Linked DNA regions of Homo sapiens: all the other regions are linked to region 6. Evidence: chromatin loops called from intact Hi-C (ENCODE). Cell type or tissue: dorsolateral prefrontal cortex. All regions are shown on one strand. Each heading gives the region's core, and the rest is flanking DNA. Links, peaks and the distances in the headings are about the cores only.

Region 1 (5,214 bases), core at 750-4,749, 80 kb before region 6:
TGATAATGAACAGAGTGAGTTTTTAAATTTTATTCTTGTAGTTCAAGGGTAAGACTTAGTAATTATATATAAGATAATTACTGGAATATTATATTAGTAACCTTCTGACCTCATTTCTTCACCCTGAAAAAAAAGTTACATGTGTGTATTTGTTTCTGTCTGTAATTTAAACAGTGATTTGTCACCAAACCACTCTCATCTTCTAGTGTTTTCACTTATCTGACCAAGAATAGATGATACGGTCTATAATTTTTCTCTTTTATCTTTTTCTTTCTTTTGAAATTCAGGAGCTTGTTAGATATATACAGGTGTTAATAAAGACTTTTCTTTGGACTAGAGATTGTTGTTACAAGAACTTTAAAAATAAAAAAATAATTAAAAAGACTTATTTTTCTGTATCATTCTTACTGGTTCATTTGTTTAATAGGACTTAAGACATGAAAAAATCAAACTAGTAAATTTGCATTCATACTTGCTTACCTACTTAAATATATAGAAGTAATGCAGATAGTGGTAAAAGTCTTGAGTAGTTCAAAGAAGTCTAATTGAAATACTGTGGATTAAAATTTTATTTTCTATTATTTCTTTTTTCAGATAATTACTGATTTTTAAAATGTGTTGATTGGCCGGGCGCGGTGGCTCACGCCTGTAATCCCAGCACTTTGGGAGGCTGAGGCGGGCGGATCACAAGGTCAGGAGATCGAGACCATCCTGGCTAACATGGTGAAACCCCGTCTCTACTAAAAATACAAAAAAATTAGCCAGGCGTGGTGAAACCCTGTCTCTACTAAAAATACAAAAAATTAGCCGGGCGTGGTGGCGGGCGCCTGTAGTCCCAGCTACTCGGGAGGCTGAGGCAGGAGAATGGCATTAACCTGGGAGGCGGAGCTTGCAGTGAGCCAAGATCACGCCACTGCACTCCAGCCTGGGCGACAGAGCGAGACTCCGTCTCAAAAAATAAATAAATAAAAATAAAATAAAATAAAATGTGTTGATTTCTCTGGACTTGTTTTTAACTTGCAATTTCTAAATTTCTTTGGTGCATTATTGTGCTTGAACTCTTCTCCACACTTTGTGTAAGACAGGAATTATAATAACTGGGTCTAGAAATTGATAATACTCCCTATAACATATCTCAGTGTGAGCAATTAAAAGCAGTTGACGGGGAAGTCTCTGGAATCTTGGATCTAGTTTGTGCTCTGTAACTTAATTACCTGTGAATTGGCAGATCACTTAACTTACAATGGTCTCATTTATCTAATATATATTATAAAAAGTTGGCTACATGATAGTTAAGATCTCTTTTAGTTCTGCCAGTCTAGCATACTGGAAGCTTTTATATTGTCCCATTATCTAATTTCCTTTTTTAAAATAATTCCCTCACCTTTTTCCCTTTCTGTTTAATTTCTTCTTCCTTCTATCATCTCTCTTCTAAAATGCTTTTAGAGTTTAAGGAGACACTTATTTATATATTGGACTATTCAAAGAGAAATGTAAGCGGCTGGGTGTGTTGGCTTATGCCTGTAATCTCAACACTTTGGGAGCTAGAGGAGGGATGATCGCTTGAGCCCAGGAGTTAAAGACCAGCCTGAGCAACATAGTGAAACCCTGTCTTTACATCTCTACAAAACCCAAAAAATTAGCTGGGGGCGGTGGTGTATACCTGTAGTCCCAGCTACTAGGAATGCTGAGTTGGGAGGGATCACTTGAGCCCATTATTGTGCCACTGTACTCCAGCCTGGGCAATAGAGTGAGACCCTGTCTCAAAAAAAAAAAAAAAAAAAGAAAACAGAAAGAAAACCTCAAGTTACAAATGTACAAACGTATGAAATAAGTGTAATGCTGAGTTTTTTCTTCAATGAACTGAATTTCAGTGGATATGAGATCTCATTCTCTTTAATATTGCAGTATTTATGAATATTTCTAACTTGAAATAATGAAATACATAAATTTTTTTCAAGATCTGGATGACAGTCCTTTTGCCATCTACTTAGTAAATTAGCGATCTGATAATTGTTTTTAAGATCTGAAGAATTAATGACATTTTATATGTAGTAGGCTCTCAAACTTGAATGGGATTCAAATTACTCAGAATGAGTATATTTTAACAAATGATTTCATATTGCTATAAATAATTCTACTGTAGATAAAATTTATGGTATAATTTTATTTTTCTTTTCTCTCTCTTCCCCTGGCTCCCTCAAGGTGAACAGCCATATACCAGGAATAGGATACCAGATTTTTGGAAATGCAGTCTCTCTCATACTGGGTTTAACTCCATTTGTTTTCCGACTTTCTCAAGCTACAGACTTGGAACAACTCACAGCACATTCTGCTTCAGAACTTTATGTGATTGCATTTGGTTCTAATGAAGATGTCATAGTTCTTTCTATGGTTATAATAAGTTTTGTGGTTCGCGTGTCTCTTGTGTGGATTTTCTTTTTTTTGCTCTGTGTAGCAGAAAGAACTTATAAACAGGTGGGTATAATGTAGACTTCCGAATAAGAATATTTTATCGTTTTCATAATATTAAAAGTATTCCTGAAGTACTTTATTATTTCATTATATCATTTTTACCTAATTATTTTTTATTTTGCTTTTATAGTACCTAACCAAATAAAATCTTAACAATTCATATTTTGTTAATTTTGTTTTTCTGTGGTAATCTACTTGAAAATTAATCCTCATCTTAATCTTTTTTAGCGATTACTTTTTGCAAAACTCTTTGGACATTTAACATCTGCAAGGAGGGCTCGAAAATCTGAGGTTCCTCATTTCCGGTTGAAGAAAGTACAGAATATAAAAATGTGGCTATCTCTCCGTTCCTATCTTAAGGTAGAATGGGAGTGATAAAAGTAGCTTTAACATGCTGGCCCTTTCTGATAGTTCCAGTTTCTTTATCAATATATATTTGTCTCTAGATGTATAGTAACCAGCTTTTACTCATTCAAAAACTGGATTAGGGATTTTGTTTCTACTAGCCTGGTTGTCACAAGCCAGCAGAGGGAGCCCACTACTTAAAAAAGAATTTAAAAAAAATAACCAATGAGTTTCCTCACAGAAGTGACCTATTACTATTTTAAAATATTAGTTTGCAATTCAGTGTCATTCTTTTCATGTCATTATTTTCCTTTAATCTTTTGAGTAATTTTCCTAATTATGGAAGTATGATATAAAAACTCTGGAGGGAAGAGGGAAACATCTAAATTGGTTTTAGGAAAACACTTTTTTTCTGAGGATTACTTCTTGTTATTGCATTAAGTAGCAGTAGAATGTCATTATATATGGAGTAATCATGCAAATTCCAATGATATTTATTCACAGCACTGTCTGTATCTTAGTAAAGTTGACCTGAAGACCAATCATCCTCTGACATACCTAGATCTTTAATGCTTTATATTTTGAAATAATAATCAAAGAAGCCCTAATAATAATAATGCCCTATTTCTCTACTCTTATATTTAAAAAATTCATTGTTCTGTTTATTAATTTAACTTGTTAAATTTAGCTTACTTAGTGTCACTGCTGCAAATTGGCATGGATATTTTTTTCCTATGACATATCTGTTGTATGGAGGGATGAATCTGATCGCTTGAATTCGTCCAAAATTTCCTCCATTGTCAACCCTAAGCAGGTGTTACATTCTTTTGTACATTGATTATTTTATTCCGTAAACACTTATTTATGTTAACCATGTGCCATTCATTGTTGATGAGATGAAAGCCCCTACCCTCATACGTAAGCTTATACTTCAGTGAGGGAATGTAAGCCCAGACCTAGGAATTATCCTAGTTTAATCTCTAGTCTCCAATTTATCACCAATTCCTATCTTTTCTGCTCCCAAAATATATCTTGAATCCATTTGCTTCTCTTTGTTCCATTTCTGCCACCCTCATTGAAACCATCAATCATCTTCTACCTCATGCTACTTCAGTTACCTCTTACCTGGCATTCCAGCATTCACATTTCTTCTTTTCATTCCTTTCTTCAGTCTGCCACCAGTGATCATTTAAAAATGTATATTTGGCCCTATATTCTTAAAACTTTTTGGAGGTTCTTCATTTCTCTTAAGATAAAGCACAAAATCTTAACAAGGTTTATAATGCCCTTTATGATCTAAGTTCTCCCTTATTCACCTGTCTTTTGTTTCATTTTGAAACACTCTCCTTCCTAGTCCACTACATTCCAACCATTTTAGACTGCTTCCGTTCTTTACATGAGCTGTGATCTGTCCTGCTTTATGTTCTTGCACATGCCCTTCCTTCTACCTAGAACACTGCTGTGTGCCATCATGCCCCTGCCCCTCCCCCTTAGTTTGGTGTAAATATCACTTCCTTAGGGAGATCTTCACAGGCCCGCACTCCTAACCCTCAAATCTAAATGAAGTCTCCCTGCCAAGTATCTCAAAGCATCCTATGTCTTTCCCTTTTAGCACTCATCACAATTTATCACATATATCTGTGATTATTAACTTGATGTCTCACTCCCCTCCTAGTTCCTGTGAAGGTAGAGGGACCATGTGTTGTTCTCTGTTGTATTTGTAGCACCCAGCACAGTATCTAGTGCTAAGCAGGTGCTTAAGAAATATTTGTCGAATAAATGACTTGTGTTTGACAAAATGAAGTATTTGAAAGTTATACCAATAATTTTATGCTATATAAATATAGATACCCTTTTAACTCTGTTGCAATTCCTCAGGAAATCATAACACTATCATTAAAATTTGCCTAACAAATTAGGTATATTCAACATTGTGGGCTGTGATCAACTGATGGTGATGAGTCAACACCTTTATTGAAACCATGGAAATTATCTGCTGATTAGTAAATATATTTTAAAATGTTTCCTTTTCTCCCTTCCACCCACACCCTGCAGCGTCGAGGTCCTCAGCGATCAGTTGATGTAATAGTTTCATCTGCTTTCTTATTGACTATCTCAGTTGTATTTATCTGTTGTGCCCAGGTGAGTTAACTCGCTCCATGTAGAAATTAACCAGATATATAAATATTAACTTTCAGATTAATAAATAATCAAATAATAATATAAGTAAGCCTAGTTAGAAAGTAAGTTTTGAAGTTACCTTTTTGCAGTTTTTTTGGTAGAATAAATAAGTGCATCTTATCTCTGTGCCATGAACAGTGAGCATGTATGCTCAAATGTCTGTTGAATGAACACAGATTAATTAATTTTTGCCTAGAATCCTTCTCATTATCT
Region 2 (5,214 bases), core at 399-4,398, 1.2 Mb after region 6:
TGTAATGGTGCTCATTAAATGCTGTGTACATCAAGCAGAACAAGCTGCAGAAGATACATGCTTTCATTTGAATATTTTTCAATGAAATAGAGAAAACAATCTATAAATGAGAAAATCTGAATCAAAATTTTATATATGTCCAAAAGAAAAATGATTAGAAGAAAAAACACTGACTGATTTTCTCTGTGTTGATAGATGTGGAGATTATAGGTAATTTTCAATTTTCTTCTTTATATTTCTTTATTTGTCCATATATCTCTAATGAGTACATATTTCTTTTATAATACTAAAAGGCAATTCAGTTTATTTTTAAACAAAACAACCTCTCTGTTGCCCCCTTCCCATCTTGCTTTAGTACTGGTTTTCTAAGGATTTCCCTAAATGAGATTACAATGGTTTCAAATTAAAACATCAGTTGTCCCTATCTAAATTGGTTCTTTGAAAAATGAATGCCTGAAGGTGTTGTAAACTGCTCTTCTAAGTGCAGTCATGTGTCATTTAATGACAAGGATAGTTCTGAGAAATGCATCCTCAGGCAATTTCACCGTAGTATACTTACATAGAGCGTACTTACATAAACATAGATGGTGTAGCCTACTACATACCTAGGCTATGTAGGATAGCCTATTGCTCCTAAGCTACAAATTTGTACAGCATGTTACTGTACTGAATAGTAGGCTATTGTAACACAATAAGTATTTGTGTATTCGAATATATCTAAACATAGAAAAGATACACTATTATAATCTTATGAGACCACTGTCCTACATGTGGTCCATTGTTGACTGAAACATCATCATGCAGCACATGACTGTACAATTAAGCATTTCCCTAGTCATTTTGTTTTGTGTTTCAGTGATTTATTTTTCTTAATACAAACCTTGCATGGGGCATTAACCTCAGTATTTTCATTTGTTACCTCTCTCACCTGTTAAAGACAAGAAATTGAAGGAGCTAACACAGACCTGCTAATATAATAGTTTCCTGTTAAACATGTTAATGAATTAATATTGTAAAAGATAACAAAGCTTGCTAAGTAAATGAAAATGTCACCCCTTCTGTGTTAGCATAAGGCACTTTGATTACTTCATATTGCATATGCATGTGGTGGACATCATGATGCCCACTCGAATATACCTTTAAGGAAGGACCTGCTGCCTCGTCAGGATTGCCCCAGCTGCCTTGCTTACAGTCAGTCCCCTTCCTGGTATTGCCCACATCCACTTACTGACAAGGTGGGAGTATAAAGACCTCACCCTCTCAGCCTGATTTAGGAGGACTCAAGGACCATTCTAGGTCCCAAGCATCCTGTTGAATTAGGCCTGCACTGCAGTTTCACCTTTCCCTCTGCACAGTATTTCTTCTCTTCTTTTTCACAATGGCATATCTTAAGAAACTCATACAAGGTCAACTCCATCTCAGAATGAGAACACTCTCTGGAACAATGAATTACTTCAGTGAATACAGGTGTACTAGTGGCCTCTTGGATATATTTTGGATTTTATTATCATAAAAATTGATGAATGAAATTGTAGAATCAGAGATATATAGATACATTAATAAGAAAACACCTAAAACCAAGCTCACCTTAGATCATTATAGAATTTGCCTTTGCCCACTACTCATTAATAGTTACCAGTTTATAATTTTATAAAACACCGTGATCTGAGTTTGGGAGAACTTGACAATTTATTTTGTAATATCTTAGTAAAATAATTTTTTAAAAAAATCACTGTTGTATCAAGCTTTGGGTTAGTTTTAGTAAAATGACACACTCAATGTACTAATTTGAAATCTTTTCTTGATTGCAGCTAAATAGTTGATCTGATCCATGTGTCCCCCTCACTCTGTTCCACATATGGCAACAAACAATCGCATAAGTTTAGCAAACTGAACCTTGTTTTTGACACTTTGCAGTGCTTCAAATGATGCGGAATCAGAAAGCAGCGATTGAAACTTACTAACCCGACCTGCTAGTCTTTGAACTGAAGCTCTTTGCTGCCCTCTGTAGATACCTAGAGATGAAAACGGCAAAGTCAACATTCACTTTCTCAGTTATGGTAATTTTGTTCTGTAATCTTAATAGAAAAATAGACTAAACAGAAGGTGTTTCAATTAAAGGGAAATTAAGGATCGTTTTTTCCTATAATTTCTTTTGTACTATATCGTTGAATTTCTGTATTTGCCTTTAAAAAAATCACTATTTAAAATTAAAACTTCGTGTTTAAAAACACTATGGTAAGACAAAGTGAAAATACACACATGAATGCATGAAAAAAGAATTAGTAATTTTTCAACTTTCTTTTGACTTTTTTATCATTTTATGTATATTATCCACATTTTAAAAGTCATATGAATTATGGTAGATAATGTCCTCTAAACATAAGCTACAAGTTCTATTTTCACATGATAGTTTTCCTTGCCTTTGGCATGATAATTATTGTTGTTTCTAGTTTCTTGGGAGGGGCTATTCTTTTGCAAGAAAATAATCACTATTTCAATTGTTGCAATTCAACTTAAAATTATTTTGCTGAGCATTTTCTATGCACTCAGCAAAAGTCTACATGCTGTGTAGGGGATATCAAAATGATGATAATAATAGCAGCAAACTGCTAAGTGCTTAACCTTGGAAAGATATTGTAGCACATTACTTTACATATGCTAACCATTTAGTCTTCCCAAATATTATAAGGTGTCTGATTTTGTAGAGCCTACAATTTTGTTGAAAATAGTATTACTCGATGTTCCATCATCATTTCTCTGTTACCACAAATTGCTATCTTAAGGCATAAGAAAGGTCAGCCACGTTTTGTAATGCTTGCTATTTCACAGCGTGTATGCGGTTTTACTCCTATTCAGGTTATCAGTACTTCAAGCTTATCTATAGCATCTTGTCTTTTAAGCACTGTGTTAAGACTACTTCTCAAGATATAATCAACTACTGAATGTAGTTTCTCTAAATATTAGCCAGGCTTCCATCTATCATATCTTCAAAGTAGTGGTTATATCTTTATGAAAATAAGATCCTAAAAGTCCTACACTGTGGTCCTTCATTATTTCTACTAAATAAATTTCTACTAATTCTCTCTTTCTTGTCGCTGTACTTCCCTTATTTTGTACTGGCTACAAGAAGACTTACTTGGTTCATCTTTATGGGATGAAATTATACTTAATTAGATGTAATAATAAGAAAATCATTATTAGTGAAAACAGCAGATACGTTCTAGCACTGATGGTATGGAATTACAGTCTGTGAAAAAGTTAGCTATAACAGAATAAAAAGCCACATAGTTATGATAGATATTCGATAGATATGTCCCTATGAAAGAGTGGAAAATAGGTTTATATAAATGTAAACATATTAATATTAAGAATCATATTTATTCACACCTGTAATCCCAGCACTTTGGGAGGCCGAGATGTGTGGATCAACTGAGGTCAGGAGTTCGAGACCAGCCTGACCAATATGGTGAAACCCCGCCTCTACTGAAAATACAAAAATTAGCCAGGCATGGTGGCATGCAACTGTAGTCCCAGCTACTCAGGAGGCTGAGACAGGAGAATTGCCTGAACCTGGGAGGCGGAGGTTGCAGTGAGCCGAGATCACGCCACTGCACTCCAGACTGGGCAACAGAGTGAGACTCCATTTCAAAAAAAAAAAACTATCATCTTTATAAAGGAGTTTCAGTATTATGTAAAGGGCATCAAATTAATTTTTTTTGTTAAACTTTATATCTAAAAGCATTAACATCATTGGCTATTTCTGCAAATAATTTTCAAAAGAATATAGCAAAAGTTTGCCATAAGTTCTGCTCAACACAAGATAAATCATTGTCTTTTTTATTATACTACTAATCCAGCATGTCTACATAGTATGAGAGCAATAAGTTTTGCAAAAATTGAAGATTTAGTAAATTATTAATTAAACAAATAATTTTAAAGCCTATTATGTGCTAGGTACGATTTTTGTCACTAGAGTTACCTCAGCAAACATCATAAACAACAATCCTCACCATCATGGTATAGTCATCTGATGCATAGTAACATTTCAGTAAAAAATGCACCACATATATATATTACAGTGTTAATAATTTAGTTTAAATATTGTGATATTTTAATCTTTCAAATCTTTTTTCTGAAAACACCTATTTTTTCCTTCAGTTGTTAAAAATTGTGAAAATTTATGTTCAGCAAAATTCACTATTTTCATATAAACAATTCTATATACTCTGTTGAACATATAGTCATGTAATGACCACCACAATTTCAAGATGTAGAATGATTACTACCCAAAGCAATCAACAGATTCAATGAAATGTCTATCAAAATAATGTGTCACTTTTCACAGAAATAGAAAAAACAATCATACAATTCATGTGGAATCAAGAAAGAATCCAAAATGACAAAGCATTCTTGAACAAAAAGAATAAAGTTGGAGGTATAATATAACTTGAATTCAAAATATATTATAAGGTCACTGTAATAAAACAGCATGGTATTTCTATAAAAATAGATATATGGACCAATGGAACAGAATAGAGAACCCAGGAATAAATCTACATATTGATAGCCAACTGATCTTTGGTAAAGCTGTCAAGAACACACATGAGGGAAAGGATACCTTGTTCAATAAACAGTGCTATAATAACTAGACAGTTATATGCAGAAGAATGAAACTAGATTCTTGTCTGTGACCATATACAACAATCAACTCAAGGCGGATTAAAAACTTGAATGTAAGATACAAAACTATAAGACAACTGGAAAAAAATCAGTGAAATGCATCAGGATATTGCTCTAGGCAACTATTTTATGGTTAAGACAGAAAAGCGCAGGCAACAAAAAGAAAAATAGACAAACGGGACTCTGTCAAACTAAAAAGCTTCTGCACAGCAAAAAGAAACAATGAACAGAGTGAAGAAGCAACCTGTTGAATGGAAGAAAATATTTCCAAACTATTCATCTAATAGGGGAGTAAAATCCTGAATATACAGGAAACTCAACAGATGAAAGACAAATAGCCCCATTAAAAAGTGAGCAAAGAACACGAATTGATATCTTTCAAAAGAGACATATAAATGAGCAACAGGTATATGAAGAACACACAACATCATTAATCATCGGGGAAATGCAAATCAAAACTGAGATATCATCTTGCCCCATTTAGAATAGCTATTATTAAAAAGACAAAAAATAACAGATGTTGTTGAGAGT
Region 3 (5,214 bases), core at 675-4,674, 1.3 Mb after region 6:
TACATGTGTAGCCTGGACAGAGCCCTAGAAGAGACGTGGGGACTGCTGTGTGTCACTGCAAACCAAGCCACCCTTCCTCTGAAAGGATATAATCAATTTGTCAAAAGTGGGTTATGGCTGGGTGGTGGCTCACGCCTGTAATCCCAGCACTTTGAAAGGCCCAAGTGGGAGAATCACTTGAGCCCAGGAGGTCAAACCTGCAGTGAGCCCTGATTGAGCTACGGCACTCCAGCCTCGGCAACAGAGCAAGACCCGATCTCAAAGAAGTGGATTATTTTGAACATTATTGTCCTCCAGTAGGGCATCTGTTTTTCTCACTAAGTAAGTCAATAGTCCTTTCAAGCCAAAAAAGCACATTTGATTTAACTTCTTCAGTTCAAATTACGTGACATTTACCATAACATAAAATTTACAATGTTTGCAGCTTAATTTGTCACAAAACTAATTTTTAATGAGAAAATATTAGAAGGCAGTGATTTAAGCTTTACTAAAGATATCAACAGTGTCAAATAAATGCAACCAATATTATAATTAAAGTGATGACATTGAATGCATATATTTCTATCTGTAGTCTGGAATATAAAGGAAACTAGGAGGAGGTCTTTTTTATTTATTTATTTTTTATTTTTTTAGCATCACCTAAAATAATCAACCAATGTTGAGCAATTTCTGTAGATTTAGTACATAGCTACATGATGTAGGATGTTCAAAAATATAATAAGTCTTGGTCTCTGTGTTAAAAGCAGAGTTAGGAAGATACAGAGGCACATGTGAACATTTAACATGACCTAACAGAGATGACGTAGAGAAGACTTTCTGGGAGCACTGGGGATTTATCTATTCTTTGTAGAGATTTGATCAGACACTTGTAAAGGACAATGAGAGGGCAAAGCAAAGATAACAGTTGGAAAAAGGAAGTGTGTGAGTTGGAAGAATAACTTGACAACCAGGTGGTAGGGTTGATATTGTATGTAGGAGATATAAAGATACCTATCCAAGTCCAATGGAATCTAGGATGTAAGAGGTATCAAAAAGTCCTTGTAAAGGGAAAATATAACAGATGACAGGAAGTTTTCGGAAGATTTTCCATGTAGCATGTATTGGAAGTCAGGGAGTAAGGGAATAAGATTACTTGTTGGGAAATTGATGCAGCAATACATTTTTTTAAATTTATTTAACACAAACTGGTGGCAAAAGATGACTCAAGAAGACACAATAAAGAATAAAACAAGGTTTGGGTCTGGGAGCCATGACTTATGCCTGTAACCCCAGTATTTTGGAAGGCAGATGGGGAGGATCACTTGCAGCCAGCTAAGACCAGCCTAAGGAACACGGCAAGATCACACCTCTACACAAATTTTACAAACATAGCCAGGCATGGTGGTGCGAACCTGTAGTCCTAGCTACTTGGTAGGTTGAGGTAGGAGGATAGCTTGATCTCAGGAGTTCAAGGCTGCAGTGAGCTATGATCATGCCACCATACTCCAGCCTGGGTGACAGAGCAAGACTCTGTCTCTGAAAAAAAAAAAAAAAAAAAAAAAAAAAAAAAAAAAAAAAGAATGATATAAGGTTTGCCTGCAGAATGAATTTTCCAAGGGAGCATAACCTAACTGTTTCAAATAAGTGACATGTCTGTCTAGAGAGTCACTTGGGAGTCATCCACATAAACATGACCAGAGAATATGAAATGCATGAGCTGAAAGAAGATAACATGTACTGACCATGAAAATGCTGATAACCAAGAGTTAGGCATAGATAATGTTCAAGAAGTTAAATTATCAGGGACTACATACATTTTCCAGAAAAGTAATTCTTAAACTTTGGTGTGCATGAGAACCATGTGAAGGCTGGATATTCATAATGCAGAGTCAATAGATCTAGGGTTGAAGCTAGAAATCTGAATATTAACCAGTAGCTCCTGGTGATGCTGCTGCCAGTAATCCTGAGACAATTCTGGGACACACACTGAGAGATATTTGTAAAATAAGAAAAAAGCTGGCTTTGATGTACAACTTTATGATGCTTTTATATCTGAAAAGCGATCTTTATGTTTTTCATACAGTCTGCTTGATGCTGCTATTACATATTAAAAACAAAGCCAAAACAAAGTAAAACACTAAGTTTAGAAGAAAAAAAAGAGAGGGCAAAAGTCTGCAATACTACAAAAAAAATAGAGCATAAGAAAAATTGCTGAGTCATCACTGCATATTAAGAGGTGGACATTTTACTGCAGACATCTTTCAAAGGACGTCTGGGTAAAATGAAGTTATGGAAAAAGTAGATTTATCTTTATTGCTATACTAAATCAGAATGCTTGATGTGTTCCAAATATAGTTATCTTCAATAGATCCATGGCAGTATCATTTCAGCTAGTCATATTCTTGCAAGTTTTACATACTATATAACTTCTTCACTCTATAATATGAAACAGAGTTAGAGAATTGTCTAAATCTTGAAAGAATATTTAAAAATTAATCAGCTTCCCACTTTTAATTGAAAATTATACTATATATATAACTTTTATCATTCCTGTGAGATTTTTACCTTTTCATGATTCCTACCAATTATTTCCACTATAAATCTTTTCATGGATGAATATTACAGAATTTTATAGAAATTTAGAAATCTGTGTGAAGAAAAGGGATCAATGAAAAGATCTCTTTCCAATAAAATGACTAATAACAGCTCTAGAGATATTTAATACAATTAATCCCTCTGAAAATTTTATGTGAAAATTTCCAAGTTTAACAGCATTCGTCTCATTAAGCAACCCATATTTCATTAGGTATATACAGCACTTGTGAGGCATTGTAAAATCTTACAACTCCAGTTCCCTCTGGTGGCAGAACATTCAAAATTAGACTGTCAGCAACTGAAGAGAGCTGCGGCAGGCTTGCTTGCGTTTATAGCCTCCAGATGAGAATTACAAACGGTTTTTACTTGCGGGCTGTGATGGCTTTGGAAATAGCTTCTCATCTACATCCTTGGAGCAAATAACTGCTGCTGAGGATGGAGAAGAAACGAAGCTGATTTTATACTGTTGTTTTTGTTGTTGTTTTCTGCAGGAAAAAAGTTAGAGAGTTAATGAAGCTTAAGAACATATCTGCAGGTGATTTGGAAAATAATTTTCAAATTAATGTATCTACTACATCTTTTAAGCCAAGACATAACAAAAAGCAGAGAAAAGAACAAAAGAAGACAAGGGAATAGAAAAAAATCATAAGGAGGAGAACCCTTACTGTGCTCATTAGAAGAGTCTCTCAGGCATGAAAGAAACGTTGGGCAAGGTGGCTTAAAGACCTGGCATTCAGAAAGATGATCTTATATAGATAAAAGTTTTATTTTAATGTATTTTTAAAACCAAGGGTATTTCAGGCAAATTGAGGCAGTTGAGTTTCCAGAAATCTAAGTACATTGTAGAGGTTTAACAGCTAGTTGAGCAGTAGAATGAGGATTCAACTACAAACTTCTGACTAGAAGTTAATTTTTTGATATATAACACTTTACAAATGTAGATCTAAAGCTGGGAAGGACAAAAGGCAATTCTAGGTTACTGCACTCTAAGAGGCATATGCTTGAAAGAATGCCAGATGTGATCAAATGGCTGAACATGTTCTATTTTCTGTAACATGAAGCTTAAATATGCTACTGATTTTTGTAATCCTAGTGAAATGCAGCCTCTTAAATATAATCATATGTGCTTTTGCTTTTGAATCTTGAAGCCAAGAAATCTGTAGGATTATGTTCCCTCAGGGTTCAGAAATTTTAAGAATCCAAGAGGATAGGGCTTAACTTTAAACTCTTTCTAATACACAGATTTTAAAAGTCATTTGGAGGTGTAAATGTCACAGAGGACATATAAATGCATGAAACATTGACATTTTTTAAAAAATGATAAGCCCTCAGATTTCAATTTCTCAAACAATAATAAAGCAGAAAGCATTCTTTGCGTGTCCAAGTGGTGACTATGATTTATTTAAGTTTGCATAGCATTCATTGCTTTGTAACTACCTAACAACCATTACTCACTTCCACTCCTTTATCTTCATTACTAATGGAATCTAGATTTTGTTTACCATCCTCTGAGGGACCTTAATCTTCAGAGAGGATAGGCACCAGCACCAGTAATGACTGACCAAATCCGATCATGGTAGTCTAATTCCTTCTACTAGTAATTAGTTCAGGTGGAATATGTGATGCAATTATGGCCAATAAGACAAGAGAGGAAGTCTGCTAAGAGGCTCTGGGAAAATTTCTTTGTTCTTAAACATATACATAAAGAAAGGTTTTGACTTCTTAATGGAACTACCTAATTTTGCACTTCTTATTATCTATTAATACATATGCTTGCTGTTTAGATTATTTTAGTTGTTTCTTTGGCTACTTCCATGCAAAAGCATGCTACCTGATATACATTCATGTGCTGCATAATCAATTTTCAGTCAACAATGGATCACACAGATCAGAAGGTGGTCCCATAAGGTTATAATACCATATTTTTACTGTATCTTTGTATCTTTATCTATATTAGATACACAAATACTTATTATTGTGTTATAATGGCCCATTGTATTCAGTACAGTAACATGCTATATAGGTTTGTAGCCTAGGTGCAATAGGTTATATCACATAGCCTAAGTGTGTAGTAGGTTGTATGATCTGGGTTTGTGTAAGTGCACTTGATGATGTTCACACAATAATGAAATCACCTAATGATGCATTTTTTCAGAACGAATCCTGTCCTTAAGCAACACATGCTGTGATTTGTCTCTGAGCTTTTACATTTTATGATAGGGTCAGCCATAGGGTAAAAGTTAGGTTGAAGTAGGCCAGGATAGTCTTTATCAGTCTCCTCCATGATAGCTGGAATCTTCAGAGCCCAACTCATTCCCATAATAAATCCATAGGCCCTTACTGCACACTTACAAATGGACATCCATGTGTCAAAAGCCACAGGGCATATCCTCTACCCTCTTATGTAGCTCCTAATATGGGACTTCAATTGGTCTGGCATGGTCCTGGGCACCCCACTAGACCACATATCACATACTTTTAATAGTTACTGCATATGCTGGCCTCTTCCAATTTTTCATCCTCCTACTCATGACTTATTTTCTTAGAATTCTCTTTCTCTATTGAAAAATGGTGATAGATACAATGAGAGCATTAAATCATAATGAAAATATTATTCCTTTCCAAATAGTTAAAATTATT
Region 4 (5,214 bases), core at 501-4,500, 70 kb after region 6:
CTCTCAGACTGTGTGTGCACCAGTCCTAGACCTGACAAGTTAACAGCATGAATGAGCATGAAAAGGTACACCAAGATGGGTGGCGGGGACATTGGTTAGCTGGGATTTTGAAGATAATTTAATGATGGGACTGTTTTCGAAGAATGGGCAGGGTTAATGCAATCAAAGAGGGCTGTTGAGGCAATGAAGGATAAATATGGTGAGTGCTGTTACCACCTCTAGTCTGAAAGACATCAGGGAGGAAAAGAAGTTACAGGGGCTGAGTGAGAGCTGGCGCCATGAAAGAGAGGCTGCCTGTCTACAGCTGGAGCTGTAGCGGGAAGGAATGCTGCCAGGCCCACAGCACCAAGGCAGGAGCAAAGGGTAAGAAATACCCCAACCTCTCTGTGGCAGACAGAATAAAGTCCCCCATCCCCAGATGTCCACCTCCTAGTCCCTGGAAGCTGTGTTATGTTCCCTTACATGGCAAAAAGGATTTTGCAGATGTGCTTACCTTAAGGATCTTGAGATGGGACGATTATCCAGGATTGTTTGGGTGGGCCTAATATAATCACAAAGGTCAAAGTCTGAGAGAGAAATGCAAGACAGAAGCAGAGGTCAGAGAGGACAGAAGGTGCTAAGCTGCTGGCTTTGAAGATGGAGGAAGGAAATATAAGCCAAGGAGTTTCTAGAAGCTGGAAAAGGAAACGAAATGGGTTCCTACCCCAGAGTCTCCAAATGGAACCAGCCCTGCTGACATGGTACTTTGATTTTAACCCAGTGAAACAAACCGATTTCAGACTTCTGACTCCAGAACTGTAAGACAATCGATTAGTGTTGTTTGTGGTCATTTATTACAGCAGGAATAGAGAACTAATGTACTTTCTCTCTTTCTGCCCTCTGATCTCCTGCTGATGCTTCTCATTGGCCAAATCCAATAGGAAGCCAGAAGGCAAGAGTGTTTGGGTGATACAGACATAGCCATCATTCCCCCAGAGTAGGGCAGAGAAGCAAGTAGAATAAATCTGGGGGAGAAGGTAGAATAAAGGAAGAACAAGCACTGGGGTGGGGTAGGTGTGGGATGGAATTGATTTTAAAACATCAAATATGCCAAATATGCCAGACGAAGGCTTTAAGCAATAATTCAAGAACAAGACAAAAATCAAATGGCAGTCTAGCTCAAATCCTATTGGAGAAACTTTTTGGAAACCTTTATTTGTTTTAATATTTTACTTTAACATGTGTCGCCTCTATACCATTATAGAAAGAGGAGTGGCGTCAGGGTTACTGAGTTGAATGCTCTTTTTAAAATTGCCTAAGATGTCAGAGTTACCTTTGCCTCTGGTCAGTTTCCAAGTCCCGTCAGTTCTACATGTACCCTGTCTCCAGCAGCTGCCTCTCATTTCCCATTTCTCTTGCTGCCATTCTACATTGGCTGTTCCTCTCTTTCCCCTCTTCTTTCCATCCATATGGTTGCCATAATTATATTTCAAAGAGCATCTCTGATTTTGCCTCACTCCTCCTCAAACACCTCCCCTCCTGCCCCATGCTTCTTGAACAGAATCCAAACTCCTTGACATGAGGTGTAAATCCTTTAGGACCTTGTCCCTGTGACCTTCTGGCTTATCACCACCCTTCTCTTGTGTTTAGTCTGGCCCACTTGTACTTCCTCCACTCTTCCTTCCTCGGCATTTTTGCTGCTGTCCTCAGCCTTCCTTGTTATTTTTGTCATTCTCCCTGGATCCTTCAATCCCATCTCCTAATCATGCCCATTCTTCAAGGCTCTGCTCAAATCCTCCAAGAAGCCATTGCTGGTCACTCCAGGGGAAATTTATCCTCCCTTCTCTGTGTGTCCACTGCTCTTACAGCTATGCCTCTCTTATAGCACTTACAGTCACACTGCCTGTTAGTCTAGGTATCTGTGTATTTATTTTCCCCACTACCATTTCTGAACCTACTCAATTATAAACTCTTGGAAAGAGGGAGTGTATCTTTGTATCTTCTAGTAGTAGCTGGTGCATTGCCTTGAAAATAATAGATGATAAAACCTTGCAGTGGGGACAAATTGATTACTGTGTAGGGCACAAATGATTAATGGCAGAGGGAGAGTCTTTGGGGGAGGTGAGGGTGTATGGGAGACTGGAGGGGGGCTTTGAGGCAGCCTGTGCCTTGCTCACTATGGTTTTCCTACTGTCAACTGAGGTGCCTGGCACAAGATAAGAGCTTCATAAATATTTCTTAAATGAATAAGTAAATGCTATCTACTTCACTTTGGCCAAAGGCAACCTTGAATTCTGAGAGAACAAAGTCTTAACAAAGGTCCCTAATATTTGTTATAATATGAAGAAGGCAAAAAAAATGTATTGAGGTAAAAACAACACAATCTTCTACTTGCAAGGAGAGGCAAGCTTACAAACAGCAAGCCTGTGCCAGCAACCAGCTGAGGAAGACACAGCCACAAGGTGGAAGCATCTCTTTTCTTTCTGAAATAACCATGCCTTTGTTGGCATAACTGGCTGAAAGCAGACAGACTGATTTTTGCATTTACCAGTCCTGTGAGAAGCACTGGGAAATACACTCTTATTTATGATAGTTATTCTATAACTACCTCCCAGTATACAGCTTGAGAGCAGAGATTTGATTGTATATTTCCACAATATCTTTTGTAGCTTTTAACATCGTAGTGACTGATGTGTATGTGTGTGTATGTGTGTGTGTGTGTGTGTGTGTGTGATAAGAGAGTAAGAGTGAATGAATAAGAGACAGAATGATCGATTGAATGATTTGGGGGTAAATTAAGGAAGTGGTTGCTGATAATTATTACTCTGCACCCACTGCTATGGTCTGAATGTGTCCCTCCAAATTCATGTGTTTGAAACAGCCCCCAGTGCAACAGTGTAGGGAGGCAGAGTCTTTGGGAGGTTTTTGGGTCATGAATGGGTGAATGCTGCTATTAAAAGGGCTTGCGGGAGTGGGTTTGTCCTCTCTTGCCCTTCTGCCATCTGCCATGTGAGGACACAAGAACGTTTATACCAGATATTGGTGCCTTGATCTTGGACTTCCCAGAAACCAGAACTGTGAGAAATAAATTTCTCTACTTTACAAATTACTCAGTCTCAGGTATTCTGTTATGGTAGCACAAACAGACTAAGACACCAATTAAAGCATGCATAGGGGCACTGAGGGCAAGGAGCTCATCTTATTAATCTTTTTATCTCTGGTTTCTCTTATCCTTACTTAAGGTGATGACACTGACCTTTGGGAGGAATAGGAATTTATGAAAGATCTCATAGCTTATAAGTGGAAATAACAAGACCAGTTGCAGGTTCCCTAATTCCAACACCCAGAGCTCCTTACCCTTTATGAAGTTGCTTCAGCATTGCGGAAGTAGGGAGTGGGGAGAAAGGCACAATAGTAGGATTTTACTTGGTTCAGAGATAAAGGTTTCTTCTACATGAAGAAGCAGCTATTTGAGATTTTATGATGTATTGTTAACCTTTGGGACATTGTTTGCAAATACATATTCATGTGTTGCAAATAGCTTTAAAACCCAGGTTCATTTAAGCATGAGTAGGATGAAAAAGAAAGTCTGATTCACGTGTACTGAGGATAGCTGTAAGTGTGAATACATCTAGTTAGTACTTCATGGGTCTGAATTTCCCTGGTCACTATAACTACCTTCTCTTCAAATAAATGTTAGTTTTGTCCTTAGCTTTCAAAACTACATGTGTTAAAGTTTCAGATCAGTGGGATCACCAATGTCCTTGTGCCCAATTTTAACAGTGCACAAGGAGTATACCAAGTGAAAAAACTCATGTCTCTGAGGTCTACTATCTTTGTTTGGCCATAATAAAAATACAGTCTGTCTCTAATAGCTTGATTTAAGGTCAGCTCTTCAGAGAATCTGTACTCTTTGCCATAATACTCAATGGTATTGACAATGAGTGCATGGATTATACTGATTTTTCTATTGATATGCTAACAAAATAAATAGAAAGAGTAGCAGTGCATCACTATCATTTTGATGCACGAAATAAACATTATCCATTTTACTTTCTTTGACTATTTAAAGTCACATATTAATTACTTAAATTTTACAACTAGGAATGTAGCCGAGTGTCTAAAAATCTTGTTTCTGTTCATGTTAATTCAGATTGTCCATCCATGCATGAGAACAGCTGAGCTATGAAATTGGGCAGCATGTTTTCTGGCAATAATGAGGAGATAATATTCCTTAGGAGTATTTAAGTGACATCACTATTAATAGGTTAATTGGAAATAAAAACATAAAGCTTTCTTAAATCACTAAAATAAAAAGCCTCTGGTTTATTGTAGCTTTGCAATGTACTTTTTGAACTGTCCCACTTTTCAGTTTCGGTTAATAATTGTCTGATTAATGTAACTGCAGCTGCTCTCAGAATTCCACATACATCCCTTGGATAATCAGCCATTTCAAAAGGAGACTTTCCCATGCATATGTTGATTCACAGTCATACTGTTACCTCTATTGCTTTACCAATTTCTTGAAAAAATGACTCCTGCATCCAATGAAGTATTAGGTTGGTGCAAATGTAATTGCAGTTTTGGCTGTTGAAAGTAATGGCAGGGAAACCCCGTCTCTACTAAAGAAATACAAAAAAATTAGCTGGGTGTGGTGGGGGGTGCCTGTAGTCCCAGCTACTCAGGAGGCTGAGGCAGGAGAATGGCGTGAACCTGGGAGGCAGAGCTTGCAGTGAGCCCAGATTGAGCCACTGCACTCCAGCCTGGGTGACAGAGCGGGACTCCTTCTCCAAAAAAAAAAAAAAAAAAAAAAAAAAGAAAGTAATGGCAGGTGGGGCGTGGTGGCTCACATCCATAATCCCAACACTTTGGGAGGCCAAAGTGGGCAGATCATTTGAGGTCAGGAATTCATGACTAGCCTGGCCAATATGTTGAAAGTCTGTCTCTATTAAAAATGTAAAAAAAAATCATGGTGGCGCACGCCTGTAATCCCAACTACTCTGGAGGCTGAGGCAGGAGAATTGCTTGAACCTGGGAGGTGGAAGTTGCAATGATCCGAGATCGTGCCACTGCACTCCAACCTGGGCAACAGAGTGAGACTCCTTCTCAAAAAAAAAAAAGTAAGTAATGGCAAAGACCACAATTACTTTTACACCAACCTAACATATGTAGAATATTTGGTGGAGAACAAAATACAATTTGATGTGAAGTCACAAGAGCTGACTACAATTGGGA
Region 5 (5,214 bases), core at 810-4,809, 110 kb after region 6:
AACGTTCTCAGCTCACTGCAACCTCCGCCTCCTGGGCTCAAGTGATTATCCTGCCTCACCCTCCCAAGTAGCTGGGACTACAGGCGTGTACCACCACAACCGGCTAACTTTTGTGTTTTTTGTAGAGGTGGGGTTTCACCACGTTGCTCAGGCTGGTCTTGAACTCCTGGGCTCAAGCAATCCTCACACCTCGGTTTCCCAAAGTGCTGGGATTATAGGCGTGAGCCACCACACTGGCTGCTAATATTTACTAATGCCTACAAATCCTTCAACATTCTCCCTACCTCCACATCATCATCATTCTCTGAGCCATGACTTTTGTGGTTCAATGGACGTCTGCAGCCACCTCCTAACTGCTTAACCTGCATTCACCCTGCCAGCCTCCTGTCTGCGCTCTGCAGGGCAGACCGAGAGGCCTTCTTATAAAGCAAATCCAATGATAGCAGTCCTCAGCTGAAGACCCTTCAATGACTTCCCGCTGCACTTAAAGATCAAAACATTAAGTAAGCATGCTTACAAGGCCCTTTAGGGTGGGCCCCAGCCACCCTCACTGGCTTCATCTCACATCATACTCTTCTCCTTCTGCCACCCCATATATTGGCCGCATTTCCATCGTGCATACTGCAGGCTTGCGCCTGCCAGGGGGCCTCTGAGTAAGTTCTTCACTCTGGACTCTCTTTAACATGCTCTTCAGCTGTTAAGCCCTACTCATCTGCAACTGCTCACCATTTCTGCAGGAAAGCATCTCTCTTTGTGAAGGACAGACACTCAGCTATCTTTACTAATAAAACCATATCTATAACACACACAACCTCGAAATCACACAAAGGTATGCACGGCGATTTCTACTTTATAAAAGTCTCTCTCTCTGCCTGTCCTGTGCTGTCCCCAAATACTCCCTCCTTTCCCCACCCTATCACCTCTCAGAATCACAAAAGTCAGAGGAAATTTTACCTATTTTCGTGTCCTTGCAGCTGAAGTGGTTGAGGTGGTGCTGGCTGGGCGATGGGGCTGTTGGGGGTGGCTGGGCTTGGCTGGGCCAGGGGACTCTGCTGTGCCAGGGGACTCTGCTGCGCCATGGGACTCTGCTTCTCTGAGCTGGGTGCCGAGGTGGGGCTGTTGAGCTCTGCGATGGAGAACCAAAGCGGCAGATGCAGTCAGGTTAGTGTTGATAAGGGGAAAGAAGTGACTAGAGGCAGTGACTTTGCCTCTGCTGATGGCTCAGGCTTTGGTTATTTCCGTTTCTGCTAGGTTTTTAGATAGCAGGTTAATCTTATCAAGTTCTAATACCATTTCTGATATTTGTATTCTTTCATTAATGATCACTGCAGAACAAGGCTATGAACAGTATCTTGTCATTCTGCCAGAAGAAAAGATTACCAAAAAACCTCATAAAACTATGAAAAAAATTATTCAAAGGACTAAGCTCTAAAACATACTCTATTTTTGCAGCATCGCTTGCTGAGAGAAAATGGATCCGCCACCAGTTTTTGCTTGTAATAAACAGCCTGAAGAGTCTTCCAAAGTGTGGATAAGGAATGAACCATAAAAAGAAAAATGTTTTTTACAATCTTTTCCTCATCCCTTGTCAGTCTTATTGCCTCATAGCCCACTGGACTCCACACTTTTCCAGAAAGAAGAAAGAACCCTGGACACAGGAAGAGTCACAAAACTATTCTATTAAATAATTGCTTCTGGAATTCTTTGCTAATAACATCAAATTTTCAACTGAAATTGACTCTATATATTGGAATAAGGGCCCAACAGACACATTCCAGACTCAGAAAACTGAGAAGCGTTTAGATTTTCAGCGAGCAATCTTGTTTGCAGTTAATTTCCATTGAATAGCTTATACATGTTGGTGTCTGGAGATAGTAGGTTATAAAGCAGCATGGCCATTTTCTTTTCTCTCTCTCTTTTTTTGATTGGGTAAGAAAAGGGAGGTGATCTATTAGCATTCCCCTATGAACTCTTCTTCCCCCCCCTTTTTTCCCCACAGTCCAAATCTTTTAATTCCTTCTCCATTTATATCAGGGTTTCCCAGACTCAGCACTGTTGGCATTTTGGGTGGGGTAATTCTTTCCTGTGGACGGCTGTCCTGTGCATTTTAGGATAGTTGGCAGCATCCCTGGCCTCCACCCCCTAGATGCCAGCAGCATGCCCACCTCAATCAAGACAGTCAAAAATGCCTCCAGACTTTACCAAATGTCCCTTGGGGGGACAAAACCACCCCCGTTGAGAACTACTGTTTTATATTTAAAGTCAAGTGGCTGTTTAGCCATTTGCTGCCTACATGTCAGATAATCCTAAAATGGAATTGGGGGCTGAATAAAACAGAGGGTACCAAGTTGAGTGAGCCCATCAGCCTCTGTGTGGGACACTCATCAGTGAGCTCCAGAAATGGAATTCTTCAATATCGTTGATGAGTCAGCAGCCAGAAACTAGTCATGAACCCACTGTCTCTGGAAATGGTGAATTTTTGGTGCAGTGATGTTCACAGCTCCATGACCCCTTAGGGCATGGTTATGAATTGTGATGTTCACTACTCTTTTGAGCCTCAGGGGGGAGTCCTTGTACAGACAAATTCAAAAGGCTCAGTGGGAATTTTAAATTCTTATCAGATGCAACATTTTCTAAATGAGCTCTCCTTATACCACAAAACTTCACGTTTTCAAAATCAATCTGACTTTGAGGAATCCTCTAGAGATTTACTGTTAACATAAATTTTTTTTTTCAGATTTGTAACTCTGTCACCTCTGTTGAATGAATTCTGACTTAATATAACCATAAAAGTGGGGGCCCACAGGGAATGATTGAATAACCTGGCGTCTTGGAATTCACACTATTTAGCCTGCAATGTCACATAGCTTGACCTCTGAATGAAACAGGTACTGAGTAAACAAGATATGGATTGCAACTGAGTGTGAGTTTTTGCAAAAGTGGAAATAATAATCAACCTCTGACACTCTGACACCACAGTGACGGCAGGCAGGTGCACTCCGCGACCCTGGCGGGCAGGCTGAGAACACCCGGTGAGTGTGTCCATGTGTTGGCCGCCTCTCTGCAAGGCTGCCTCAGGCACTCACCCTCCTGAGGAATGATGCGAAGGGTGACACTAAGACCTGCATCCTTGATGAGCTTCACGATGTCAGCGTGAGGCATGTTGATGATAGACTGGCCATTCACTGCTAGGATCCGGTCTCCCACTTTTAGTTTTGCACAGCGATCTGCAGGACTCCCATCAATGATGCGTCCGATTTTATGGGGCACAGCTAAAAAAACCCCAACAGAAATAGGTATCAGGGACATCACCAATACATGTTCTTTCAGTCCCAGCCCCAAAGGAAACAATGAAATGTCAGAATTCCTTCCTTCGTCAGTGTATTTGCCTTTTGAAATCACACTAATTTCTATCAAATGGGGTCCTGTGCATACTACTGAGACCAAAGTTTCTAAATTCAAGTCCTTTGCAGTGATAGGCCAATTCCAAACACAGACCAGGGGTTCTCAAACTTTGGGGTGATCATAATTAACCTAGAGTTAAAAAGACAGCTATTTGGGCCTTACTGGGGACTGTCTGAGTTAGAATGTCCAGGCAGGAGGCGAGGACCATGAATTTCTAAGAAGCTCCTAGGGAGATTCCAATATATATGAGTGTTTGAGGACCACATAGAACTTTGTGCCCCATGAGCTCATATTCTAGGGACAATAATCAATAATTTAAGAAAGCTACAATAAATGCCAGAAATTCAATTTCTATCCTTTTATTATTTTATTGAGAGGAGAAAACAAGGAAGGAAAGAAATATGTGTTAAATGGGTAGTAGCCACTTGGTAAAGAAGTTATAACCACCTTCCCACTCATGTACTAAGCTATAAAGGTTGGTGTGTTGTCACATCTTACCTCTTCTTTTTGATTTACTTTTACATGGTGCTGATATCTTGCTAATGTCTGATACATAATGCATTTATTCAAATCTACAATGCCATGGATGGTAAGACACACCTTTATTTTATATGCCACGGGAAAAAAAATAAAAAGAAACACTGCTAACTAAATAATGATGCTCCATTGATTATAAGATGCTCTCCAACTGTCAAAATATTAAAATATAAAAATGTTTAGGATTGGTAAAATGTTATACGTCTTTTAAAAACAATGTACACTTCTTTTCTTTCTTTCTTCTTTTTTTTTTTTTTGAGATGGAGTCTCACTCTGTCGCCCAGGCTGGAGTGCAGTGGCGCGATCCTGGCTCACTGCAAGCTCTGCCTGCCTCCTGGGTTCACGCCATTCTCCTGCCTCAGCTTCCCGAGTAGCTGGGACTACAGGCGCCCGCGACCACGCCTGGCTAATTTTTTTGTATTTTTAGTAGAGTCGGGGTTTCACCGTGTTAGCCAGGATGGTCTCGATCTCCTGACCTCATGATCCGCCTGCCTCGGCCTCCCAAAGTGCTGGGGTTACAGGCTTGAGCCACCATGCTCGGCCTATTTTCTTTTTACTGTTTATTTATATGTGTGAGGAGAGCCACACACATGGGAATACAGATTTTTCCTAGAAGGTTGACTTCAGTGTAAATGTTTAAGTACCTACCAAGATAACTATTTATGGGGTGGACATCAATAGTATACCCTGTGTAAACCCCCTCAAGGAGTTTACCAAACTAGAAGCCTATTCCCTTTCCATTCTCCCTTCAAGACTGTGAGCCCCAGCTCAGAAACCTGTCAATAACTCTGTGTTGTTGCTCTCCCTATGGAATCAGGTACTGCTTTGATCTGTAGAAATATGCAAAAACACAACCCACCATTCAGTATGTTTCAGGGATGTCTAGTCCTTGAACTCTCAATCTTGCACATGCTTTACAGCGAAAGGCAGAACATTAGCTAATAACCATGGCAAGGAAGGACAATTAGTGATTTAATGAGCCAGTACCTTGTTCATTCTTCTATTGTGAAAGGTTATAGATAGCATATGAAAATATTGGCTGAGCCTGTGTCCCTGAAGTGAAACTCATCATGTTGGAAACTAAAACATGTTTTTATATACCATAAGCACTAATGGCTTCAATTAAGAACACCTTACATAGAGCATGCTAATGATCATCTTAGAATCTTAGGACAATCAATGTTTTTTCAAGTAGAAATATAAGAACTCATTAATTTACTGACTTTAAAAAAATGATGTAGGCATTGCAAGGTATTTAGGGTTGCAATTATA
Region 6 (5,214 bases), core at 822-4,821:
TCGGGCATATTAAAAAGAAATTGCCTTCAGAAACACTTTGCCTTTTAATATGTGTAGCTACAGTAAGTACCAATGGCTAATTAATTGAAGCTAACATTTTACAAAGAAATGCTAAAACAGCAGGGAAGAAAGGCAAGACTTAGAATTTTACTAGGAGGTCAATCATAGATCCATGAAGATAAACATCTAGAAGTTGCTAACAAAATAAAGTGGCAAGGAATACAAGACGAAAGAAAACTAATGGAAACAAAAGGACAAAGGGTAAGGAAAGAAGGATAAGCAGAAAGGAATGCTAAAAAGACTCACGTTCTTTAATGAAAATAAATTGATTGTAATTTTTTAATATTATAATCTGAGAAATATAAGACAAATACTCTGCCTCTGCTCTGTCAAAGTGCAAATGAAGTCATGGAGACAGGGTTTAAAATAAGACAATAAAATAAGTGAAATCACATTGCTGACAAAGAAGCTATCCATCTCTGCTAGCCTGGGACGACAGAAAAGCCTCTTCATAAAGGAACTGCAGCGTTGCCTATCTTGATTAAACAAATTGTGGTCCTTCAATTATAAAATTCATATTTTAGAGAAAAACCAATTAAGATCTATGAGCTAAACTGCAAAATTCTGACTTATGGCAAACTGTTCCCTAGGATACAATTTTTAAAACCTTTTTTTTCTACCACTGAAAATGTACAGAAATATGATTTGATCACAGAAAGGGCAATAAAAATGGCATCACACCAAGAAACTCACTAGATTTCTAAGTCATCCTGCAGGAGGCAGGGAACGCTGCTGCTAACACCGAGGATGGATGCCAAGGGTGAGCCATGGAAACATGTCATGGGTGAACGGTTCCGAATGTGTCAAAGAAACCCTTTAACCCCTGTCTAGATATGTCGAGAACAATTTATTTACAACGCTTTAGATCAATTAAAAGATATAATCTTGTCTCAGTTTCAGCTTGCTCCGTGCAGTTTGATTTTTAAGGCGATATTCCAGTTTGTGATTGCTCTTAACTTTGTCCTGTTTCTTGATATAAAGTTTGGATGACATCCAAGTCCTTCATGCAGTGGGGAGGAATATTTTTTTTTCTTAAACTAAAGCTACACTGCACTGTCTCTCTGTGATGTTCTTCACGTTATTTTGGTTCTTCCATAGCTGCCAAAGCCCCCACAAGGGAACCGGGGGCTTTAGGATCAGTTTAGGTCTGCGCGTTGATGCGATGCCGCCCAAGCACACCGGACACGTGGGACTTCACGTCGATGCTCCCAGGCCTTGGTGCCTCGTGGATCTATGCGTGTGACAGTGAAAATAAATTAAAACGCCGTGAGACGGAACCTAAGAAGAACTGCCTGCGCCGGGGCGGGCGGGTTGGCCGTGGCCGCGCGGCTCATCTGCTGGCGGCCGAGGCGCCGGGTTTGAGGACGCTGGGCAGCTTGTCAGAACCCGGCACCTTCCAGGGCCCCGGCGCGACGGCGGCCTTGCGCGCCGGGGCGCCCCCCGGGGGTCGCGGGCCCGGCCGGGGACCCGCGCGCGCACCCGCCCTGCCCTCGGCCTCCAGCGCGCCGCTGCCGCCGCCGCCCGGGCCGGCAAACGCCGGCGCAGCCCCCGGGCCTTCGCGCCGGCAGAGCTCGGAGCCCGCCGCCGCACGGGGCGCCTCCTTCCCGCCCGCCCGCGCCGCGTCCGCCGCGTCTGCCGCCGCGAGCCCGGGCGCCCTGGCCTCCGAGGCGGGCCTGCCGGCCTCGGGCCGCCCCTGGCCGCCGGGCGCCTCCTCGAGCCTCGGCCGCGCGGCCCTCTGCGGACTCGCCGAGCGCTCCCTCTGCTCCCCGAGGCGCTGCTTCTTCTGGCCGCAGGCTGAAAGCTCCTTTGGTTTCCTAACGTCGTGTTCCCGTTTGATATCCCAAGTTGGGCCTGGGCTTATCTGGTGGGAAGGGTCGGAGGGTGGGGCTGGATGTGATGGAGAGAATGGAGCGAGGCCGTCGTCCAGGGAGACGCCTACTTCCGGCAGACCTGGGGCGGCGGCAGCGGGAGAACTCCAGGGGGCGGGTTCGTCTGTGGACGGGAAGCACAGGCGTTAGCAGTGGCGCACGCAGGACGTCCCCGTGCCCTCTCTACGCCGGGGACAGGGGCAGGCAGCTGGGGCGATTGCTCTCAGGGGCCGGAGCCACCGCCGCCCCCACCCCCACCCCCACCCTCACTGCCGAGAGGGCAGCGGCCGCGCCCCCGGGGATTTGGGGGTTCCCTCCGCCCCGCTTAGCCCCCACGCCCCGAACCTCGTCCGTGGACCGGGGAGGCCAACGCGAAGCCCAGGCCTAATCCCTTCGCCTTGGCCCTGCTAACTTCCGGGGGTGTTCTCGGGCCTGATAGTCCTGTATAGACAGCTCACTTGACAGCCCTTGAATAAATGGGTCTCCAACTCGAGTAGACCTTGGAATCACCAGGGTGGTGGTGAAAAATACAGATTCCCCGGGAGGAGCAGGCCCGGAGGTTTCAGCAGCACGGGGCCCAGGAAGTCCTCTGTATTTTTATCAGGCACCCATTCTGAAAAAGGTGGCCTAGCAGGGGTGTCCAATCTTTTGGCTTCTTTGGGCTACATTAGAATTGTCTTGGGCTACACATAAAATACACTAACGATAGCTGATGGGCTCAAAAAAAAAAGGTCCATGCATAAATCTCATAATCTTTTAAGAAAGTTTACAAATTTGTGTTGGGTCACATTCAAAGCTGGAGGCGGGTTGGACAAGCTTGGTTTAGAGCCAAGCTTTGAGAAACACTGGTCTGGGTTCTCTGGAAGTTGGGAAGTGACGTTCTCAACCAGTAGGTGTCACTCAAAGCATATTCCTAGCTGCTGTCAGTTTCAGAATTTGGATAAATACATTTTAAAACTATCATTTTTTAAAAAAAATCGTCCTTAATTCCATTTTTTTTCTTTGCCAAGTCCGGATGGAACTTAATTCTTTTTAGTACTTCTAACATTATGGAGGGCCCCAGGACTAAGATAATTCTTTCTAGGAAGTCTAGTTCCAACATTTACTTAGGATTTAAGTTACCTACTTCCAAAAAGGATTTAAGACAATTGACAACATCAAAACACATATAAAACAATGATTAAAATGAGAGATGACTTTTTTTTTAAAGCAACAGCTGGTCAGAGGCCAAGTAGAAGGACAGATGTATTAGGAATCTGAGATGAGTTAGCTGCTACTGTGAGCAACAACAGTTCCCTGGAGCTTCTGGCCACTAAGGGGAAATGAAAGCAGGGAAATCCAATTACTGTGAATCCTTGATATTTGTAAGAAATATGTCTCATGACCTTGGAAATGCTCAAATTTTGTGATATTCTAGAGTGTAATTTTTCTTCCACAGAATTGGTATATGGTCATGAGTGGAGAACGAAGAAACCACATTGATAGATTTGAATTCTGGGTGCCAGGTGAGCCTCCCTCACTAGCTAAAAGATTCAGTCCCACACAGCAACCTCAGTGCATGTGATTCAAGCTCTTGCCTCTGTAACGTGTCAGAGGCTGTCAGTGATACTTGTGCATACTCAGTCCATTAATGTCCAGGGTCTACTTTGTTTGAAACTTGAGGGTTCTTATATAGTACCTTTGATACTGATTTATAAAGCAATAAGGAGAGGAAAAGGGCAGTGGCAATGGTTTTCCCAATAATTCTGGCCATCTTTAGAATGGCAAATCAAAAACGTTTCTCATTCTATGTGAAATTCGAATGGAACATTTTGGGCATAATGTTAACCTTCCTTCTTCCATACACTGATGTCCATTATCATTTTCACATGGTAAAATCCTAGAAGTCCTGGAATCTAATCCTGGCTCTGGCATGTATTTACTGGTGACGTGATTTTGGACCAACAACTAAATCTCTCTGAGCCTCAATTTCTTCCTTTATAAGATGGGGATAAAATATCCAACTTTACAGATGTGAGACATACACTTTCTAAGGGAAAGCACTTTGCAATGGGAGGGTCAATCATATTTTTCTTCTGTACCCCACCTGCTGCCTACTTATGGATTGGGCTCCTGTGGAAGCCGCCTCATTAACTAGTACCTTTGCAGGTGAGGTTTTGAATAAGTGCAATAAGGCAGTCATTTCCAGGTGCTGTGATTCCCAGGTGTCATTTTGCTACACCTCAGGTATCCTTGGTTACCTTAAGGAATAGTCTGAAATCCTCAAAGGCAAATATATCCAATGAAAATGAGAATGTGTTCTACTTTTGGGTGGGTTAGAGTTTAAAATCAGACTAACAAATGATAAGTGGTGGCAATCCACCCATCTAGCGAGATACAGCTTAGAAGAGTTAAAAAGTGGTCTTCAAAAGGCCTAACTAGAGGGTAGCTTGTGCAACAGTGATCTCTGACTTGGACCATGGTAATGATATTTCACATTTTAATAGCTCTTTTCCCCATCATTACATCACATATGGTAGAGTTAATTAGCTGGCCTCAAATTACTTCTTAGATAAGGGGAGAAGGTTGATATTACTCACACCATTTCCTGAAGGAGGAATTGAAGTAGAGAGAGGTTAACTAACTTGACCAAGATTACAAAATGGGCCAGTTAGGAGTAAAAATTTGGGTTTCTTTACTCTTTTTACTTAGAAACTGTCCCAAGATGTTACCTTGCAAATAGGATTAAAGTATGTGAAATGGGCAAGAACAGTGGCCACTGCCAACCAACAGGAACCAGATCTTATCCTTAAGCAGAAGACTTAGCATTTATTTCTGAACATCTTACTACATATCTGGCATTGAACTGGAGAGTTCCTATCCAGAAAAATGAAAAAATATTCATCCATCCATCATTAGTTGGCTTCAAATTACTTCTGAGATTCAGGGAGACACTCTTTTCTTTCCCTCCTCCAGTGATTTTTCATATCGTAAAAGGTGAAATTATTCACAAATTCAAAGATTCCTCTTATAAAAGTTTCTCAAGAGTTTGTTTATAGATCATTAAACACTTAACAGCGGGAGAAACTAAAAACTAAAATGTTCCAAGTCACTATGGGTTAAAAATATTAACAAGAAATTAAGATTTACTATATCACAAAGTGATTTAAAAGATGGATATCTATATGAGTGGTTGAATATTTTCATTTTTCTGCACAGGAACTCTTCAGTTCAGTACGAAACATATGGTGTCTGTCCAGGCACGAGCCTGCAAAGCTCCAGGCACGAGCCTGCAAAGCTCTGTAAA

The links. Hi-C counts contacts between places; a loop is a spot of excess contacts. Peaks named below come from ENCODE experiments on the same cell type or tissue, not always from the same donor. Only the 100,000 strongest peaks of a DNase experiment are listed, where the experiment ranks them.
Region 1: a loop joins it to region 6, with 2.0 times the contacts of the local background. A loop is called at or near these places in 20 of 110 quality-filtered maps.
Region 2: it touches region 6 in a loop (7-fold over the local background); 22 of 110 quality-filtered maps call a loop at or near these places.
Region 3: it touches region 6 in a loop (4-fold over the local background); 4 of 110 quality-filtered maps call a loop at or near these places.
Region 4: it touches region 6 in a loop (4-fold over the local background); 3 of 110 quality-filtered maps call a loop at or near these places.
Region 5: a loop joins it to region 6, with 2.4 times the contacts of the local background. A loop is called at or near these places in 8 of 110 quality-filtered maps.

Annotation. Positions count from the first base shown.
Region 1 is chr7:77,937,825-77,943,038 of GRCh38, forward strand. PHTF2 (putative homeodomain transcription factor 2) reads left to right here. Exons shown (of 19, transcript NM_001395272.1): 12 at 1-14; 13 at 2,206-2,478; 14 at 2,704-2,835; 15 at 4,876-4,962. Among named protein-coding and RNA genes, the nearest start is that of DDX3ILA1, 50 kb to the right of the region's middle. In dorsolateral prefrontal cortex, for the core only: CTCF peaks have their summits at 3,001 (motif pointing right) and 3,203; a DNase peak (open chromatin) is centred at 3,001.
Region 2 is chr7:79,175,062-79,180,275 of GRCh38, forward strand. The region is part of intron 1 of MAGI2 (membrane associated guanylate kinase, WW and PDZ domain containing 2); the gene reads right to left. It overlaps LOC105375366 (a long non-coding RNA gene), which reads left to right. Exons shown (of 3, transcript XR_927698.3): 3 at 1,918-2,135. Among named protein-coding and RNA genes, the nearest start is that of MAGI2-AS2, 170 kb to the left of the region's middle. In dorsolateral prefrontal cortex, for the core only: CTCF peaks have their summits at 1,996 and 2,200; no DNase peak of the experiment used is centred there; H3K4me3 peaks cover 302 bases.
Region 3 is chr7:79,279,409-79,284,622 of GRCh38, forward strand. All of the region lies in intron 1 of MAGI2 (membrane associated guanylate kinase, WW and PDZ domain containing 2), which reads right to left. Among named protein-coding and RNA genes, the nearest start is that of MAGI2-AS3, 170 kb to the right of the region's middle. In dorsolateral prefrontal cortex, for the core only: a CTCF peak has its summit at 2,841 (motif pointing left); a DNase peak (open chromatin) is centred at 2,883; H3K27ac peaks cover 544 bases.
Region 4 is chr7:78,088,367-78,093,580 of GRCh38, forward strand. The region is part of intron 20 of MAGI2 (membrane associated guanylate kinase, WW and PDZ domain containing 2); the gene reads right to left. Among named protein-coding and RNA genes, the nearest start is that of DDX3ILA1, 100 kb to the left of the region's middle. In dorsolateral prefrontal cortex, for the core only: a CTCF peak has its summit at 2,440 (motif pointing right); a DNase peak (open chromatin) is centred at 2,420.
Region 5 is chr7:78,131,935-78,137,148 of GRCh38, forward strand. It overlaps MAGI2 (membrane associated guanylate kinase, WW and PDZ domain containing 2), which reads right to left. Exons shown (of 22, transcript NM_012301.4): 17 at 3,087-3,272; 18 at 955-1,126. Among named protein-coding and RNA genes, the nearest start is that of DDX3ILA1, 140 kb to the left of the region's middle. RefSeq lists enhancers at 2,536-3,037, 3,038-3,537. In dorsolateral prefrontal cortex, for the core only: CTCF peaks have their summits at 2,565 and 2,764; no DNase peak of the experiment used is centred there; H3K27ac peaks cover 1,213 bases.
Region 6 is chr7:78,017,925-78,023,138 of GRCh38, forward strand. MAGI2 (membrane associated guanylate kinase, WW and PDZ domain containing 2) reads right to left here. Exons shown (of 22, transcript NM_012301.4): 22 at 1-2,052. The coding sequence ends at 1,391. Among named protein-coding and RNA genes, the nearest start is that of DDX3ILA1, 30 kb to the left of the region's middle. RefSeq lists an enhancer at 1,118-1,619 and a silencer at 1,600-1,759. In dorsolateral prefrontal cortex, for the core only: CTCF peaks have their summits at 2,039 and 2,824 (motif pointing right); DNase peaks (open chromatin) are centred at 1,292, 1,997 and 2,777; H3K4me3 peaks cover 1,935 bases; H3K27ac peaks cover 2,708 bases.